Regions from separate parts of the Homo sapiens genome. Here regions 2 and 3 are each linked to region 1. A link is an interaction called in ENCODE POLR2A ChIA-PET data of the cell type or tissue named here. Cell type or tissue: PC-9. All regions are shown on one strand. Links, peaks and the distances in the headings refer to the core of each region. The heading gives the core; the rest is flanking DNA. Region 1 overlaps ETV5 (ETS variant transcription factor 5). Region 2 has its middle 58 kb from the start of TRA2B. Region 3 has its middle 25 kb from the start of TRA2B.

Evidence for each region. ChIA-PET counts read pairs that join two places held together with the same protein. Peaks named below come from ENCODE experiments on the same cell type or tissue, not always from the same donor. Only the 100,000 strongest peaks of a DNase experiment are listed, where the experiment ranks them.
Region 2: POLR2A ChIA-PET joins it to region 1 with 15 read pairs; 2 of 35 experiments call an interaction of 5 or more read pairs at or near these places.
Region 3: POLR2A ChIA-PET joins it to region 1 with 19 read pairs; 3 of 35 experiments call an interaction of 5 or more read pairs at or near these places.

What each region holds. Positions count from the first base shown.
Region 1 is chr3:186,081,607-186,087,361 of GRCh38, forward strand. All of the region lies in intron 5 of ETV5 (ETS variant transcription factor 5), which reads right to left. Among named protein-coding and RNA genes, the nearest start is that of ETV5-AS1, 5.3 kb to the left of the region's middle. In PC-9, for the core only: no CTCF peak of the experiment used is centred there; no DNase peak of the experiment used is centred there.
Region 2 is chr3:185,993,457-185,999,211 of GRCh38, forward strand. No RefSeq gene overlaps it. Among named protein-coding and RNA genes, the nearest start is that of TRA2B, 58 kb to the left of the region's middle. In PC-9, for the core only: no CTCF peak of the experiment used is centred there; a DNase peak (open chromatin) is centred at 2,075.
Region 3 is chr3:185,959,996-185,965,750 of GRCh38, forward strand. It overlaps the pseudogene NMRAL2P. Among named protein-coding and RNA genes, the nearest start is that of TRA2B, 25 kb to the left of the region's middle. In PC-9, for the core only: no CTCF peak of the experiment used is centred there; a DNase peak (open chromatin) is centred at 976; H3K4me3 peaks cover 3,605 bases; H3K27ac peaks cover 3,122 bases.

The DNA of each region.
Region 1 (5,755 bases), core at 1,002-5,001:
GCTGTGGCAAATATATTTCTTATTCAGATGCATATTTACAAATTAAATATAGAATTTTTAAAAAGTCCTTTCTCAAGTAACTTTAAATATCAGCTCTCAGCAAGAAATACTCAACTTTAGAGGCATTCCAAAAATTTTAAAAGCAAAGGAATAAAACAACAGACCAATCCACCACCTAGGAAAGGCTAATGAATACAGAAAGCAGAAAGCCTGGCTACCTTTGTGCTTACAACATCTGCTCCAGGCCTGTCTCAGTGACCGACCAGCAAGGGTAGGTTTGCGTAACCAGTCCTTTCATAGATGGTGCAGTGAATTTTGCTGAATTCATGGAATAAATACATGGAGCTACTGCTTTTGGCTTGGAAGCCAACTACATATACCACATAGGATTCTGAGAGGGCAGAGTAACAAGAATTTTTCAAATCAAGGTGATTTACATGTAGTGGCCAAAATAAACCCAAAGAACAAAAAACCGAGTTTGCCTTTTCTGTCTTCTCTAGGAGCTAAATTGTTGCAGAGACAGCATTTTATCCAAAGTGGAAAGATGCATTTTGCGCTATAAGGGCTGCCTTCTAGTTGAGTTAGAATGGTTACTCCTTGTCTAGCTACCTTGGAAGGTGGGGAAGGAGAGCAAGTTAAGCTTCTATGCTGGCCACTGGCCACTGTATCAAAGGTCTCATTAAATAGCTAACTACAGTCAGTGGTCTGGTGACCCAGTAACATTTTCATTTTGACTCAATGTTTACTCCTAAAACATCTTTAGGAGTTACTTCTTAGTAATTATACGAGGTAGAACTAGCTAAACAAATCATCACTTTTCTCTTTTTTTTTTTTTTTTTGAGACGGAGTCTTACTCTGTCGCCCAGGCTGGCGTGCAATGGCGTGATCACTGCAACCTCTGCCTCCTGGGTTCAAACGATTCTCCTGCCTCAGCCTGCCGAGTAGCTGGGATTACAGGTGCCCGCCACCATGCCCAGCTAATTTTTGTATTTTTAGTAAAGACAGGGTTTCACCATGTTGGCCAGGCTGGTCTCGAACTAATGACTTTGTGATCCACCCACCTTGGCCTCCCAAAGTGCTGGGATTACAGGCGTGAGCCACCGCACTCGGCCTAAACAATCATCTCTTTTCTATTAATATCTGATAAGGCTGAACTATCTTCCAGCCAACTGGCCTCTCAGGTGCCTCTATAATCCCAAATTCTGAATTCAGGATTGAATACGAGACAGATGACTCTATCACAGATGACAAGGTTATAAAGCAATGTTGCTGCAAAGTCTTGCCAGTGACTGACTGGAAAGGACAGGTTTTCATAATTCTTTTCTTATATAATGCCAACTGCTTTTCCTGAATACATAAAATAAGTTGAGAACTAGCAGATTATATTTAGAAGTCATTAGAGTTTCTCTCGTGATTTTTTGATGGTGACATCATGGCAGCCAACACTCAATTGTTATCAACTGTTTCAGATATTCAGACACAGAAAATAGCGAAGCTTGTTTGAATGTTGCTAGTAAATGAGAATTTGACACAGAAATCCCTTCCTCCAACACAGTAGATAGTCTGGCAGTTCTCAGCACTGCCCCGTGGTCACTGCCCTTCCTCTCACCAGTCTTCTGCTATAAAAGTTTTGGCAAAATAATGAGGAAAGGTAATGATGACCCAATTTAAACAAAAGCTACATGTCCTTGAAACGTCTACTTTTCTTGCTTTATCTAAAGATAATCATTTGCAATCACCACTTTACCTAAGTTTGGAAAGAAAACAATTAGGGTATTATTGAATGGTCTGATTTCAGGTTTTAGAAGTGTCTTGACATTGTCACAATATTATTATAACAGTTACCAATTTTGCTGACAAGTCTAACACCAGAGGGTATGCCAAAGTTGCCCAGAAACACTTTGTATTTGTTTCAGGAACTGCACGTATCTAAAAGGATCTAAGCTGCCAGCGAATTCTGATGTCTTGATTTCTTCAAATCCAGACAGTACTTAGTGTGTACCACATCATTTTGGCTCTAAATTATATAGTACCTTCTACCCCAAAACGTCTTATATGTGGAATAGTATATTCTTTATACAAAGGGGGAGTTCAAAAAGTATTTTTGTGAACAAATGGATTATATTTCCAATTTGTTCTTAACCGTGAAGGCAGGGACCACATCTACCCTACAAGGCTGGGTACAATGTTAGTTACATATACTTTCCCCGCAGGACAAAACATGGCAGGAACAAGAATGGAAAGTTTCACAGATCTACACTGACAGGAAAGCCATGAGGGGCCCTGTGAGTGGTGAGGAACAAGGCTCAGCTCCTCAAAGGTCTGTGGGACTAGAGGATGTGTGAAGGAGCCTAATTCTGGCATGTGTTAGTCAGAGATAGTGGTGTATTTAAAGCAGGAACTCAGAAGCCAAGGAATGCTCCTTGCTTTCAGTCTGTTTCTTCATTTGTAAAATGAGGTATGTGATGCAGCCTTGAGAAATAAAGAAAAGGGCACAGCACCTTGCAGATGGTGCTATGATGTTGTGTAATTATACCCTGTGCTTTCAAAAATAGTATTTACCTTTGCACAGCTGACTTGCTAAATGATGACAGAGACCCAGGACTATAAAGGATGGCAACAAATTGGAATTGAAAAGGGATCATGAACTCTTGAGGAAGTTTGAAAAGAAATGCTAAAAAAAAAAAAAAAAAAAAAAAGTTGACATTTGAGCTAATAAACATCTTCTGCAATTAGAAACTTTGAGTTTAAACTCAGAATTGTAGAAGAGGGGCCCACAAAGTCAGTGGTGCCCTGAAAATAATTCCTGCTGAATGTGGACTACCTTCTTTGTCATGAAGATCTTTCTTTCTGTCTTCATTCATTCATTCATTCATTCATTCATTCATTCACAGAGTATCTTCGATGGGCCAGGTATTCTGGATGTCGGGGGCCTATGATGCTAAGCAAAACAGACATGGCTGGCCCGCATAACTTAGTGAGGCATCTGACTTTTAGCATCTTCTCAACGATGCAATCAGAGATAGATTAGGGCCTCAGTATGCTGAATTCAAGCCCTCACATTTATAGATAAGGATCCTGAGGCCCAATGGAACTAAAGGGCTTAGGGGTGCTGCTATTCGAGGGGAGAAGAGGCAAGGGCCTCCGCACTGTCATTTTAGTCATCTTCTACCACACTGACAGAAATGGGAGATACTCTACTCGCTCACTTTGTACATTAAAAATAGAAGGCATAAACCTTTTTTTCAACTAAACAAAAATACCACTTACACCTGTTTAACAGAATATGCTCTAGAACAAAGGAAAAATGGATGAGAAGAACTAATACCTCTGGAAAAGAACAAAGAAGGCAGACCAAGAAAGAGGCAGCCAGCCAGACCCCTTACCATTTCCTTTATGCCCAGTTGCTCTTACATACATCATTTCACTCAATCTTCCCAATTCAATGAGAAAGCTATTAATGCTTCCATTGTCTTCATTTTACGAACACGAAAACAAGGCTCAAAGTCACTTGCCACGTAAAGGCTCAAAGTCACTTGCCACGTCTCACAGCTGGTCAGTGGCCAGGATTCCTACCTATGCAGTTCTTAGTCTTTTCATTATATTGGCTCCCAGAAGGAATCTGAGAGAAAAAAGACCAATCAAAGAGAGAATAAAAGATAAAGGGAAAGAGAGAAGGAAGACAATACGGGAGAAGACAACAGAAGGATACTTTTTTCCAGCTCTCAGGGCTGTATCCTCATGTTTACCCTACACTCCCCAGTGCGAGCCACACGTCATACCCCTAAATCCACTCAAGGACTTACACCTTTGTCTGGCTCTGGGATACCAAAATTAACCAGGATCTCTATTTCACCTCCATTGTCACAAGCAATGCCATCTCTGACTCCAGTAGCCTTCGTTTTTTTTTTTTTTTTTTGAGATAGAGTTTCGCCCTTGTTGCCCAGGCTGGAGTGCAATGGTGCAATCTCGGCTCACTGCAACCTCTGCCTCCCGGGTTCAAGTGATTCTCCTATCTCAGCCTCCCAAGCAGCTGGGATTACAGGCATGCACCACCACTCCCGGCTAATTTTTTGTATTTTTAGTAGAGATGGGGTTTCACCATGTTGGTCAGGCTGGTCTCAAACTCCTGACCTCAGGTGATCCGCCTGCCTCGGCCTCCCAAAGTGCTGGGATTACAGGCGTGAGCCACCGTACCCGGCAGCCTTCACTTTTTGTAATCCTTGCCTCCCATTCTAGCATTCCATCTAAAAGATCTCACTCTCCCTTCTATAGTCGAGCTGATCAAAACATTCTGCTCATTCAGACAGCTACCAGCACTTCAGAAGACCTGGCATCTTCTATAGCCAGTCACTACCACCCAGACTCCGCACTGCAGCCATGGATGCCATCTCTCTCCCCAGAAGCCCTGCCCTGCCCTGCAATTGCTTCTGGACAATTGTCTTACTACCACCACTGAGGCAGGAAGATCTTGCGTGAGCTGTCTGGACCCCTATTTGACTATAAGAACTCTGCTAAGGATCTATGCACAAATATATATGACAGTCTTAGCTCGTCAGGGGTAGAAAAAAGAAGGGCAGTTAGCTGATAAGATGTAATTAAGTCCATATCTGTGGGTATGCACAATCAAGTACATGTATTGCCTTGCAGACAACCATAACACCATTTTAAATTTAGATGTGATGCTCACAAGTCAACCAATTTCATAGTTGCTTTTCTTATTAGACTACGGAACTCCTTAGATTTTTCTATCTGACACAGGGATCAAAATCCAAGCCTGGTCCTAGCCAATGCAATAAGGCAAGAATAAACATAAGGCAAATTAGAAAGAAGGAAAGAAAGCTGTCATTATTAACAGATGGCCTGGTTAGGTACATAGAAAATATAAAAATATCCACAAAGTATAAGAATCAGTAAGCAAGGTCATTGGCTATGAGGTCAACATGTAAAAAAACTTTTAGTATACAGTAACTAAAACAATGTGAAATTAAAAGCATACACAATATCAACAAAATCATCAAATAGCTAGGAAAGTGTCAATAAAAGACATATAAGATGTCTACACTGGGCCAGGCATGGTGGCTCATGCCTGTAATCCCAGCACTTTGGGAGGCTAAGGTAGGGCAGATCGCTTGAGCCCAGGAGTTTGAGCCCAGCCTGGGCAACATAACAAATTCCTGTCTCTACAAAAAGATACGAAAAAAAAAAAAAAAAATTCAGCCAGGACTGTGGTGTGCACCTGGGGTCCCAGCTATGAGGTAGGGTGAGGTGGGCGGGTCACTTGAGCCCGGGAGGCTGAGGCTACTGTGAGCTGTGATCATGCCACTGCACTCCAGACTGGGCAACAGAGTGAGACCCTGTCTCAAGAAAAAACAAAGAAAAAAGATGCCTACACTGAAAACCACAAAACACTAAGAAAAATTAAAGAACTCTCAATAAATGGAAGGATAGATCATGCTCGTGGATTGGAAAGCTTAACATTATAAAGATATCGATTCTTCCCAAATTTATCTATAGGTTCAGTGTAACCCCCAACAAAATCTTAGCATTACACAGAAGGGAGAATGAAGAAATTGCAATTATGCTTAACAACATGGATGAATCTCACAAATATGCTGAGCTAAAAGAAGCCAGACACAAAAGGGTACATGCCATGTAAGTCCATTTATATAAAGTTCAAAAAAAGACAAAACTAATCTATGGTGTTTGAAAGTCAGGAGGGAGGTTACTCTCGACGGGGTGGTGCCTGTTAAGG
Region 2 (5,755 bases), core at 540-4,539, 89 kb before region 1:
CTGCTGCCAGTTTTTATTCTTATGCTTAGAAGCATTCAAGCCTCCCCAGTGCTTGTCAAATAAGAGCCTCATCTTTAACACAATGCTCAAGGCTCCCCACAAGCAGGTCCCAAGCTCCACTTCTGCCCCCGTTTCTTCCTTCACCTTCCACGAAGACTCTGGCACCTACGAGCTAGACATGTGCCATCCCCCAGACGTGCCATGTCCATGCCAGCCTGTGAGCCTTTGCACGGACTGGTCCCTCAGCCTAGATTGTCCTCCCCTAGTTCCCATCTTTGCCTAGTAGATTCCTCCTCATCCTCGAGGACCCAGGTCAAATATCGCTTCTTCTGTGAGGCTTCTCTTAACTCTTCAAAGCAAAGCTGATGCCTCAAGCTCATCCATGGGACTTGTGTACTGCACTCTTTTGTGTCTGCCACGAGGGGACCTTGGGGACAGAACAATGCCTTATTTATAATTATGTGTCTTCTACACCACATCGAGTGCCTTGTTCAGTGTCTGTTACTTTATTTGAATTTTTGAAAGCAGATGGGACAATCTCCCTTGATACCAGGGAGAAACCACAGCAGTAAACTCAGTCTTTGGCTGTGTTAGGCTGACTGGTTCTGCTTTCTTTATTTTTATTTTTTATTTTTTTTTGAGACAGGGTCTCTCTCTGTTGCCCAGGCTGGAGTACATTGGTGCAATCTCAGCTTACTGCAACCTCCACCTCCCAGGCTCAAGCGATCCTCCCACCTCAGCCTCTGGAGTAGCTGGGACCGCAGGCGCACACCACCACACTTGGCTGGCTAATTTTATTTACTTTTAGTAAAGAAGGGGTTTCACCATGTTGCCCAGGCTCGCTTTCTTTTCTTTTCTTTTTCTTTTCTTTTTTTTTTTGAGAGAAAGTATGGCTCTGTCGCCTAGGCTGGAGTGCAGTGGCGCAATCTCGGCTCACTGTAACCTCCGCCTCCCTGGTTCAAGCAATTCTTCTGCCTCAGCCTCCTGAGTAGCTGGGATTACAGGCGCGCACCACCATACCTGGCTAATTTTTGTATTTTTAGTAGAGACGGGGTTTCACCATATTGGTCAGGCTGGTCTCGAACTCCTGACCTCAGGTGATCCACCCGCCTCGGCCTCCCAAAATGCTGGGATTACAAGCGTGAGCCACCATGCTCGGCCTCAGGCTTGCTTTCTTTAATCTCCAGAATAATGCAGTGCACTGGGTAATGGGTACTGGGTAAACATCTCCTTGTTGGCCACAGGTAACTGCTCCCTGCAAATGTCATCTCTGAGGAGATGTCCCAAGTGGCAAGGATTTTTGGCTCAATTAAGCTCCCAAGAGTTATCCCCATTATGTTAAGTTCTGGAGAGATATGCATAATTGTGACTCTGTCCCTGCCATGGAGGTCCTTACGGCTTAGTGAGGAAGATACACACACACACAGACACACACAAGGCATGAAGCTTGATGGGGTTCTCAGCTAAGCCTGGGAGCAACAGGGTAGGTTTCTTGGAGGAGGTGAAAACTGAACTGAATATTAAAGTTGTACAGGAGTTACGATGGACAAAGGCAGTGAGTATAACCAATATAGCCTCAAGCTACCATTAGCATTCAGAACTGAAAGATTATGGTGGTATAGGGAAGGGGATCAGTTGAAGAAAGATAGAGATATTGATAGAGAAGATGATATATGAGCTGGGCTTTGAAAGATGAGAGGGTTTTGGATAAATAGAGATAGGAATAGGATACAGGTTGAAAGACAATCTGGGCAAAGGAACAGTGTAAACAAAGGCATAGAGGAGGGATGTAGCTTGCTTTAAATGATCAGCTCCAAAAAGGTTATCACTGGAATATTATTTGAGAGATGAATCATGATGAGAGATGGGGCTGGAGAGAGGAAGGGTCTAGGTTATGAAGGGTCTAAATGTCTCCAGAGTAACTTAGGGTGATGTGATTAGCATACTTTTTAGCTAGATTCTGATGATCTCCTATTAACAGCGGCATCTGCAGAACTGGGAGACAGAGGGCCTCAGGAATTGGTCAGCTCTAATATTAACCAGCAAGACTGCTGTAGGTTAATCACTTCTTCTTTCGTCATCTCTGTTCTTACATTGATATCATTAAGCTGACTCACCTCTTGGTAGCGGAGTCAAAATTAAAGCAACTCAGGGCTCTGCAATGCTGCAATGCTGTCCAAGGACAAAGCATGAACCTCTCTCTCAAAAAACAATCAGTTAAACATCTCTCCCCTGAAAGAACAGCCCCAGCACTCCCTTCCAGGCTAGTTTGTTCTTAGAAAGTAAATTTCCCTATGTCAAGCATTTCTGATGGGTCAGAGACATGTTGGGAATCAAGAGGGCCCCTAGCCTCCTAAAATTGGGCTACAGGAGTCTTAGGCCAGAGCCCAAAGGGGAGGGATGTGATATTGTCCATTGGTCTTGGAGGGAACTCAAGTTGTTCCAGGAATTCTCTCTCTGCTCTAAGCCCCAGGCTCTGCCAGAAATGAAGATCTATTGGAATGTGGGAATCCTGACAGAGTCTGGCAAACAAGGTGCATGGCAGTCGTGGGGTCCTTGACTTTGGGTTTAATATTGAGCTCCTATGCAAAACATATAAGAAAGGCCTTCTGCTCAGCTGCAAAATAAATAGCTCTTGTGAGAACTGCTGCATTTCAAGGCCTATTTTCGGTGAGTGTGGGAATTTAGATGGGTGAACCTGGTCTCTATAGGTCCAACTGGAATCTTCAAGTGTAACACTCATTGATAACCCACACTGAACTTCCTTCATTACGAAAAACTATATGCATCTCTGATGATGACACAGAGGAAGGGTCCTGGCCTTGCATCGGTAACTGCCCAGGGAAGGGACAAAGGTTCTCCTAGCTACCCCAGCTCTGGGGCCTGATGAGCCTGCCTCAAGCTCATCCAAGAAATTCTGCTTCAGTACCTACTATGTGCTGAGCACCAATACGACTGTGGAGAAATGCAACTGCAGACAAGATCTAGTCTCTGCTTTCAAAAAGCATGCTATCTAATTGCCACAAGAGAGATGGGGAAAAGGACTTCTCAGTTGTAACTCCTGTCTTTGTACATGCTGAAAATTCTGCCTCCATATGACTTAAGCAAAGAAAGAGGCATCAAAAGGCACAACAGGGGCTAGGGGCTCAGGACCTAGGTCTTCTCTTTCTGGGTTGCTGCCGTTCTCAGACAGGATTTACCCTTGTGGTTGCAAGGTGATTCCTAGCAGCTACTGCGCTACCTCTCTGGCTCGTATCTAATGGGAAATAGAGAATTTTTGACTGGCTCTGATTGGTCTGGCAGAATAGCTTTCCCAGTTTCTTTCCTGGGATTATTGGCAAAAGCTTAATAATGCATCACTAGCTGTAACCAGGCCATATGCTCATTTCTCAACCAAACATTGCAGTGGTTGGGGAGAGAAGATGATGTGCTGATGAGCTTAGGTCTAGGTTACATGCTCCATCTTTGAACCAAGGATAGGACCCCAGCTGAAGCCATGGGCTGAAGATTGGGAAGGAGAATAGGGTTGTGGTTAACTAAAGGGTGAATGGAAACTGGTGGCAAAAAATGAGATACTCCAAGGTATACTATGATATTGGGACTCTGATGACAATGAACAGCAACCCAAAGCAAGTGGAGAGACAGAGAGAATAAAAGGAAAGATACTAGAGGAGTCATAGGATCAAGTGAAGAGGTGAACGACAGATTTTCCAGGACAGTCTCTGGATTCTATGGAGATCTTTGTGAATGATTCTGTAACACAGCTTGGGGCTGTGTTGGTTATACTCACTGTCTTTGCCTGTCTAACTCTCACATGTCCGTTAATGTTCTACCCCACTGATTAGACTAAACCAATCATAATGTCCAAATATAAGGGCAGAGTGATGGGAAAAAACCCAGGTCTTTGGTGACGTCCTTCAGTGGCTGTATTAGACAGCCCTGGAGCCCAGCTTATCTCAGGTTGTGTGAGGCATTTAATTTTCTTAGAATTTTATTTTCATTTTATTCATGGTTTGAGTTCAATATCTGCTACTTTCATCTCAAAGAATCCAAATTGGTACAGGCTCAAACAAACACCTTTGGGCTCTGTATTTTATCTGAGTTTCTTTCTACCTGCTGGCTTCATTCCACTACAGAAAGGCTCTTAAGTGGCCAGCTCCATGCATATATATATATATATATATTTTTTTTTTTTGAGACAGAGTCTTGCACTGTCACCCAGGCTGGAGGGCAGTGGCCTGATCTTGGTTCACTGCAACTTCTGCTTCCTGGGTTCAAGTGATTCTTGTGTCTCAGCCTTCCAAGTAGCTAGGATTACAGGGTAATTTTTGTATTTTTAGTAGAGATGGGGTTTCGCCATGTTGGCCAGGCTGGTCTCGAACTCCTGGCCTCAAGTGATCCACCTACCTTGGCCTCCCAAAGTGCTGGGATTATAGGCATGAGTCACTGTGCCCAGCCCCATGCATACATCTTAACGGCTCTTAAAGATCTTGGGAAAGGGCTCTGATTGGTCTGGGAGCTTTGGACCTTTGGACCAACTGTGTGCCCAGGGGCATGATATATTTGGAATGGTACATTTTAGCTTAATTATCTCTACTCTTGGACTAATTGACCATGGACAAGTGTTAAAGGAGGAAGATAATAGACATTAGTCCTGGGGTGAGTATCCTACTGCATAGTATGCTCCCCAGACTAGCAATGTCTGCATCACTAGGGAAATTGTTAGAAATGCAAATTATTGGACCCTACCCTGGATCTCCTGAATCCGAGACTCTGGAGGTGAGGCCCAGCAAACACCTCCATGTGTTTCAATGCACACTGAAGTTTGAGAACCATTGCATCATCATCATACAACAACTAAAACCAAATACCACGGTGGTTCAAAGAAGCAATAATGTCTGGTCAGAAGATGAGGAAAGTCTTAAAAAAAGAGGAAGTCTTTGAGACAGGTTTTCAAGATTGGGTAGATGACCTGAAACAAATATTATTTCACAAACAATATTGTAATTGCAATGAAGAATTTTCAAAAATCCTTCATGCAGACAAATCAACTGTTTCCTTTTACCTGTGGTCTTTTTCATTCTTGGTCAAATATATATATTTATTTGTAACTAACACAGATAACATTTTCTATCTTACTTCTTTTACTTAATATTTTTCTGCATAATACTCCATGGTTTCCATTACGTATGCATTTTAACTATTTATAATAAATTTGAGGAAACTAATTAAAGAAGATTTTAGAAGTTATCTGTGGACCCACCACCCTAGCCCAATAATTATTATCATTTCCTTCTTGTCTTTTTCTTATGGAGATTATTTGTATAATTAGGATAATAGCAGACATGTATTATACATATATACTTAACATTATAGTACAAGCAATCCTCTTCATTACTGAACAGTTTTCATGGCCATAAATTTCATTGTGTATAAGAAGTCAGCAAATAAACATCATGATTTATTTCAACAATCTCTTATTATTAATCATTTTGGTTGTTTCCAGTTTCGGCTGTGATAAACATCTTTGTGTATGAAGTGTTTTCTCCCACATTTTGAGTGATTTCTGTAGAATAGATTTCCAGAAGAGGAATTACAGGGTCACAAGATACACACTTTTTTATAATTCTTGATACATTCTGCCAGATTTCTTCCAAAAAGTTTGTACCAATTTACATCGCCACCAGCAATGTGTGAGAGTGCCAGGTTTCCCACAACCTTGGCAGTTTTGGGTCTTTTAATAAAAAAAAAATTT
Region 3 (5,755 bases), core at 814-4,813, 120 kb before region 1:
GGAAAGTTCTGTTACTCCACTGACTCTCTCTTTTCCTGATAACATGGCCAGCAAGAAAGTAATTACAGTGTTTGGAGCAACAGGTAAAAAGTCTTTAATTTTTAGGGCATGCTGACTTTGCTCACTCTCCTGTCTTCCTGTTTGTAACTTTAGAGCCTGCAAGTGTGGGCTGAACAAAGAGCTCTTTGGAAGAAATTTTTTAAAGTATCCTATTGCTTTAGTTCTTGATGTGGTAAAGGGGTGGCATGATTTGATTTGTAACTTGATCTCAGCAGGACAAGGACACTGACGTAATCTCCCTTTCCCAGTCATGGGGCTAACTGGTTGGTATAAGTCTCATTTCAACATAAGCTATACTCTGAAGTCTTCTCTCCACTCACTTCCTAATAAGCAAAAGGTACAAGTGTGAGGGGCCTGGGGGTTTGTAGTGAATATCCAATGCCTGACCAATCTTCCAGGGAGTCTGCAAGGATGGAGTGTGTGGGAAGTTTGCATTCCTGGCTCCCTTACAGTTTGTTCCTCAACAGTCAGAGCCATCTTTGCACAATATAAATCAAATCAGGTTTTTCTCCTTCAATCTATTCTCATTTCAGCCTCCCAAGGATCCATTTGAAACTGTCAGATCATGTCAGGCCTCTGCTCAAAACCCTCTAAAAGATCCCAGCCCCATGGCACTCCCAGTAAAGTGCAAAGTCCTGCTAATGCCCTGCAACAGGGCCTTGGAAATGTTGTGTCAGAACTCTCTTCCTGCCACCCTCCTCTCACTCCGCTTCATTACCCTGGCTTTCTTGCTGTTCCTCCAAAACAATCCCACAAATACAAAGGCTCTGGCCTTTGTATTGGCTGCTTCTTCAACCTAGAATGATCTCCCTCTGTTACTGATATAATTTGACTGTGTCCCCACCCAAATCTCATCTTGAATTGTAGTTCCCACAATCCCTACATGTCATACGAGTGACCAGGTGGAGATAAATGAATGCTGGGGGCGGTTCCCCCAGCCTGTTCTCATGATAGTGAAAAGAGAGAGTTCCCTGGTCCTGGTCCCCCACCACAGGGTGTGCCACAGGGGTGTGGCTCTCTGTTCTGCCACTGCAAGCTCAAACTCTTTAAGAGATGGGGAGCATGCATACCGGTAGGTGCAGGAACTGGGGCAAGTGCTTTTGGGCTCCAGCCCTATGGCAGCATCTAGGGGTGGGTGTCTGTAACTTTCAAAGCCCAAGTGTGCATGTGTTACAGTGCACTCTTTTAGCCTTGCCATCCACAGATGGCTTAAGGGTTAACCAGCTCAGTGAACCCTCTGCCTTTTTGCAAAAGGAGGGGGCTAGTGTGACAACTTTCTGTATCCCAAGCCCTCATCCAGCATCCCAGAAGAATCAGGTCACACATGGACTTGAAGGATGAATGCAGGGGTTTTATTGAGTGGTGGAAGTGGCTCTCAGTGGGATGGTTGGGGAGCTAGACAGGGGATGGAGTAGAAATATGATCTTGCCCTGGAGTTTGGCTGTCCAGTGGCTGATTCTCCGAACATCCTCAGCCAAACTCCTCCTGACGTTCCTTCTCTTCTCTCCTCTGCTGCACCATTCTGCCATCTGTTTGTCTCCTTGTCTCCTAGTCTGCTTCTGGAGCCTGGGGTTTGGGGCTTATATGGATACAGGATAGGGGTGGTGGCAGGCCAGAAGGCAACTTTTGGGGTGCAAAAACAGGAATGCCTATTACTTAGGGCAGCAGGTATCCAGGCTTAAGGGTGGGGCCTTTGCCAGGAACCACCCTCTTCTACCCAGTATTTCCCTGTCTCCTGTTCGTATCAATAGTGAGTTCGTTCTCATGAGATCTGGTGGTTTTACAAGCGGCTTCCCCCTTCACTGGGCCCTCATTTTCTCTGCTGCCACCCTGTGAAGTGGTGTCTCCCGCCATGATTGTAAGTTTCCTGAGACCTCCCTAGCCATGTGAAACTGTGAGTCAATTAAACCTCTTTTCTTTATAAATTACCCAGTGTTGGGTATTTCTTCACAGCAGTGTGAGAAAGAACTAACACAGTTACCCACTGCTTTCCCCCTCATGCCATTCAGGTCTCTGCTTAGATGTTACCTTTTCCATGGGGACTTTCCAGACCTCTATATTTGAAATTGCAACTCTGCTTCCACCCTGCCCATGTCTGGCTCCCTTCCTTACTTCAATTCTTCTATTTCTGCCTGTCTTTCCACACTAGAATATAAGCTCTATGAGAACAGGAATTTGTCTGGAGGAAGTCAAGGGCTAAAGCAGGAAGCAGAGTGAAATAAATTCTCAAAAATCAACAGTCAAGTATGATATTAAAAGGAGAAGAAGAGGCAATGGAGCGGGGGATGACTCTATTAAGCGTTAGGGTGATGGTAAAGATGTTGGCTTTTCCTGAAAGAGAAAAGTGATCGAAGGGTTTGGTTTTTTCAGTGTGTTTGTGTTTAGCTACAGGGTCTCACTGTGTTGCCTGGGCTGGAGGGTAGTGACTCTCCATCCCAGGAGCCATCATAGTACACAGCCTCAAACTCCTGGGCTCAAGTGATCTTCCCACCTCAGCCTCCCAAGTAGCTGGGACTGCAGGATTGCAACAGCATACCAGACACTGAAGGATTTTGAGCAGAGGAATCACATGACTTTGGTGTTAAAAGGATCATTTTAGCTTATGCTTTGTGAAGGGACTATAGGGGATAAGGGCTGAAGCAGGAAGACCTGTTAGGAGGTGGTTGTCATAAAATAGGCGAGATGATAGTAGCTTAGACCAGGGTGGTAGCAATGAGATTGTGGAGAGTGGTCAGATTCTGTGGAGGTTTTAAAAGTTGTGTTGGCAGGATTTGTTGGTGGACCAGATATCAGGGGTAAGAAGGGAAGAGTTGAAAATGACTCTGAAGTTTTATGGCTTGAGTAACTGGAAGAATAAAGTTGAGATTCACTGAAATATGGGAGACAGTGGGGAGGAGGAGGTCAGGAACTCCTTAAACTTGAATTGGTCTCATTAAACTTGAGTTGCCAACTAGGCATCCAGAGACTGGGTAGGCAGTTGGATAAGATTTTTGGGAGTGGCCAGTCACTCTATTAATTCTGTCTTCTAAATCTCTCTGATTTTTTCCATTCTCCCTCTTAGAAGCTTTTTCCACACTCCATTTGCCTTCTCTCCATGTTCCACCTTTAAACAGAACCATCTTTCAAATCTGATTAATTTTTCAAACCTTGTAGACAGCTAATACCACCTTGTATCACATTCCCATTCTCCTTCATTACTGCTCAAGATGTAAGCCCCTCTGGTTATTAGTCTCAACCCTATATTTCGCCACGCATCCTTTCCTTGACCCCACATCTCAGACTCCCTTGCCTACAAAACCTTCTCACGGTACCCTTCTGTTCCAACATCAACATCTTGCTAAATGCCCCCTCAACCTCTTTGAATAAATGGTCACACTTGACTTTTCTCTCTCAATCCTCCCTGTTCATCATCACCACATCCAGTTAATCACCAAAATCCTGTTGATATCATCTTGTCAAGGAAAACTGTGAAGGCCCGGCGCAGTGGCTCACGCCTGTAATCCCAGCACTTTGGGAGGCCGAGGCCGGCGGATCATGAGGTCAGGAGATCGAGACCACCGTGAAACCCGGTCTCTACTAAAAATACAAAAAAAAAAAAAAAATTAGCCGGGCGTAGCGGCTGTCGCCTGTAGTGCCAGCTACTCGGGAGGCTGAGGCAGGAGAATGGCGTGAACCCGGGAGGTGGAGCTTGCAGTGAGCCGAGATCGCGCCACTGTACTCCAGCCTGGGTGACAGAGCGAGACTCCGTCTCAAAAAAAAAAAAAAAAAAAAGGAAAACTGTGAAAGACTTTGAAATGGGAAAAAAAGGTTGCTGGGTGTCCATGCCCAGGGCACCGTTCTCACTTTTGTGAGCCTTTCCTTGTTTTTAAGATATCTATAACTCTATAAGTTGTAGCAAATAGATAATAACGCAACCGATTCTTGTCCATAGAAATGCAAATGAAGGCCGGGTGTGGTGGCTCATGCCTGTAATCCCAGCACTTTGGGAGGCCGAGGTGGGCTGATCATGAGGTCAGGAGTTTGGGACCAGCCTGGCCAATATGGTAAAACCCCGTCTCTACTGAAAATACAAAAATTAGCCAGTCATGGTGGCAGGCACCTGTAGTCCCAGTTACTCAGGAGGCTGAGGCAGGAGAATCGCTTGAACCCAGGAGGCAGCAGTTGCAGTGAGCTGAGATCACGCCACTGCACTCCAGTCTGGGCAACAGAGCAAGACTCTGTCTCAAAAAAAAAAAAAAAAAAGAAATACAAATGAATTGTGTCTGGTGGACCACAATTGATTATTGCCTGGTGGATATTGACTGGTTTTGTCCCTAATTGTACATTCATTTTAGCATTTTGGCATTCTTGATTGCCTACATATATGTGTGTTCTTTGAATTTTTCTTATAACATTGTACTGGTTCCCTCATTAATTAATGAGTTAAATAAAATTTTGACACATTCATTTTATGTGTGTACAAATTATCATTTTACTCTTTAAAAATGTATCCTTTAATATTCTGAGTATCTCTTAAATTTGCATTATTCCCTCCACCTGAATAACCCCTTCTAGCACAGGTCATTATCAACCTTTACCTAGATTATTTTAAAGCCCACTAATTGTACCCTTGTCTGTGGTCTCTCTATCCTATTCCACACTCTCCATTAACCAGAGCACTTTCCCAGCATGTAAGTCTGAACATACTGCTCAATTTCATAAAATCTCCTGCTCCCAGAACAAAGTGCAGCCCTCTAGGCCTATTTTGCTTCTCCAGCCTCATGTGTGACATTGACCTGCAGTTCTCAGTCAGATTCATTTCAGTTCTCTGAATTCACTCCCTTCTCTGTCACCTCTAGAATAAAGCACTTGCAATTGCTTTGCATGCAACACACTCCACATGCCTCTCTTCTCCCAATTCTTGCCTGTTCTTTAGGGCTCATTTCTGTTACCACTTCCTTCAGGAAGCCTCTCTCTAGTCTGGGTTAGATGCTCCACTTATGTCCTCCTGTGTGCCCTCAGCCCTTTACCTCCTCCCCTAATAGCACATATCACGCTGTATTATAATTGCTCTTTAATGATCTCCTCTGCTAGTCTTTAAGCTCTGTGCTGGCAGGTGCCATGTTCAGGTTTGAATCCTGAAATCCTTACTTAAGCAGCTGTATAATCTGGGGTAAATCCTTGAACTCATTAGGCCATAATCCAATATATAATGTCTTTCATAAATTTTATCTTATATCCAACTTGTTCAAACCTGCTATTGTTTACCACTACATCCCCAGGGCATAGCACAGCATGTAAAAGTCATTCAAAAACATGGTCCCAGGACAATAACAGAAACCTCCCTATAAAAATCCTTTTCAAGGACCATGACCCACCCTACCTACTCCAGCACCCCCCAACCCCCTGCAAAAAGCACAAATTATACTCAAATAGAAAGTACTTCAGTTTGTTTAGATTTTTATTTTATAAAGTCAGAGTAAAATATTCAACCCACCTGCTTTTTAATTGTGAATGGTTCCATATAATGGCCATCCTAGGAGGGATGAAAAAGGGTTTTGTTTTACTTTCTCTAATTTATAAAGAAAAAAAGGTTTATTTGATTAATGATTCTCGTGGCTGGGAAGTTCAAGATTGTGCATCTGCATCTGATGAGGGCCTCAGGCTGCTTCCACTCACGGTGGAAGGTAAAGGGGAGCTGGCATGTGCAGAGATC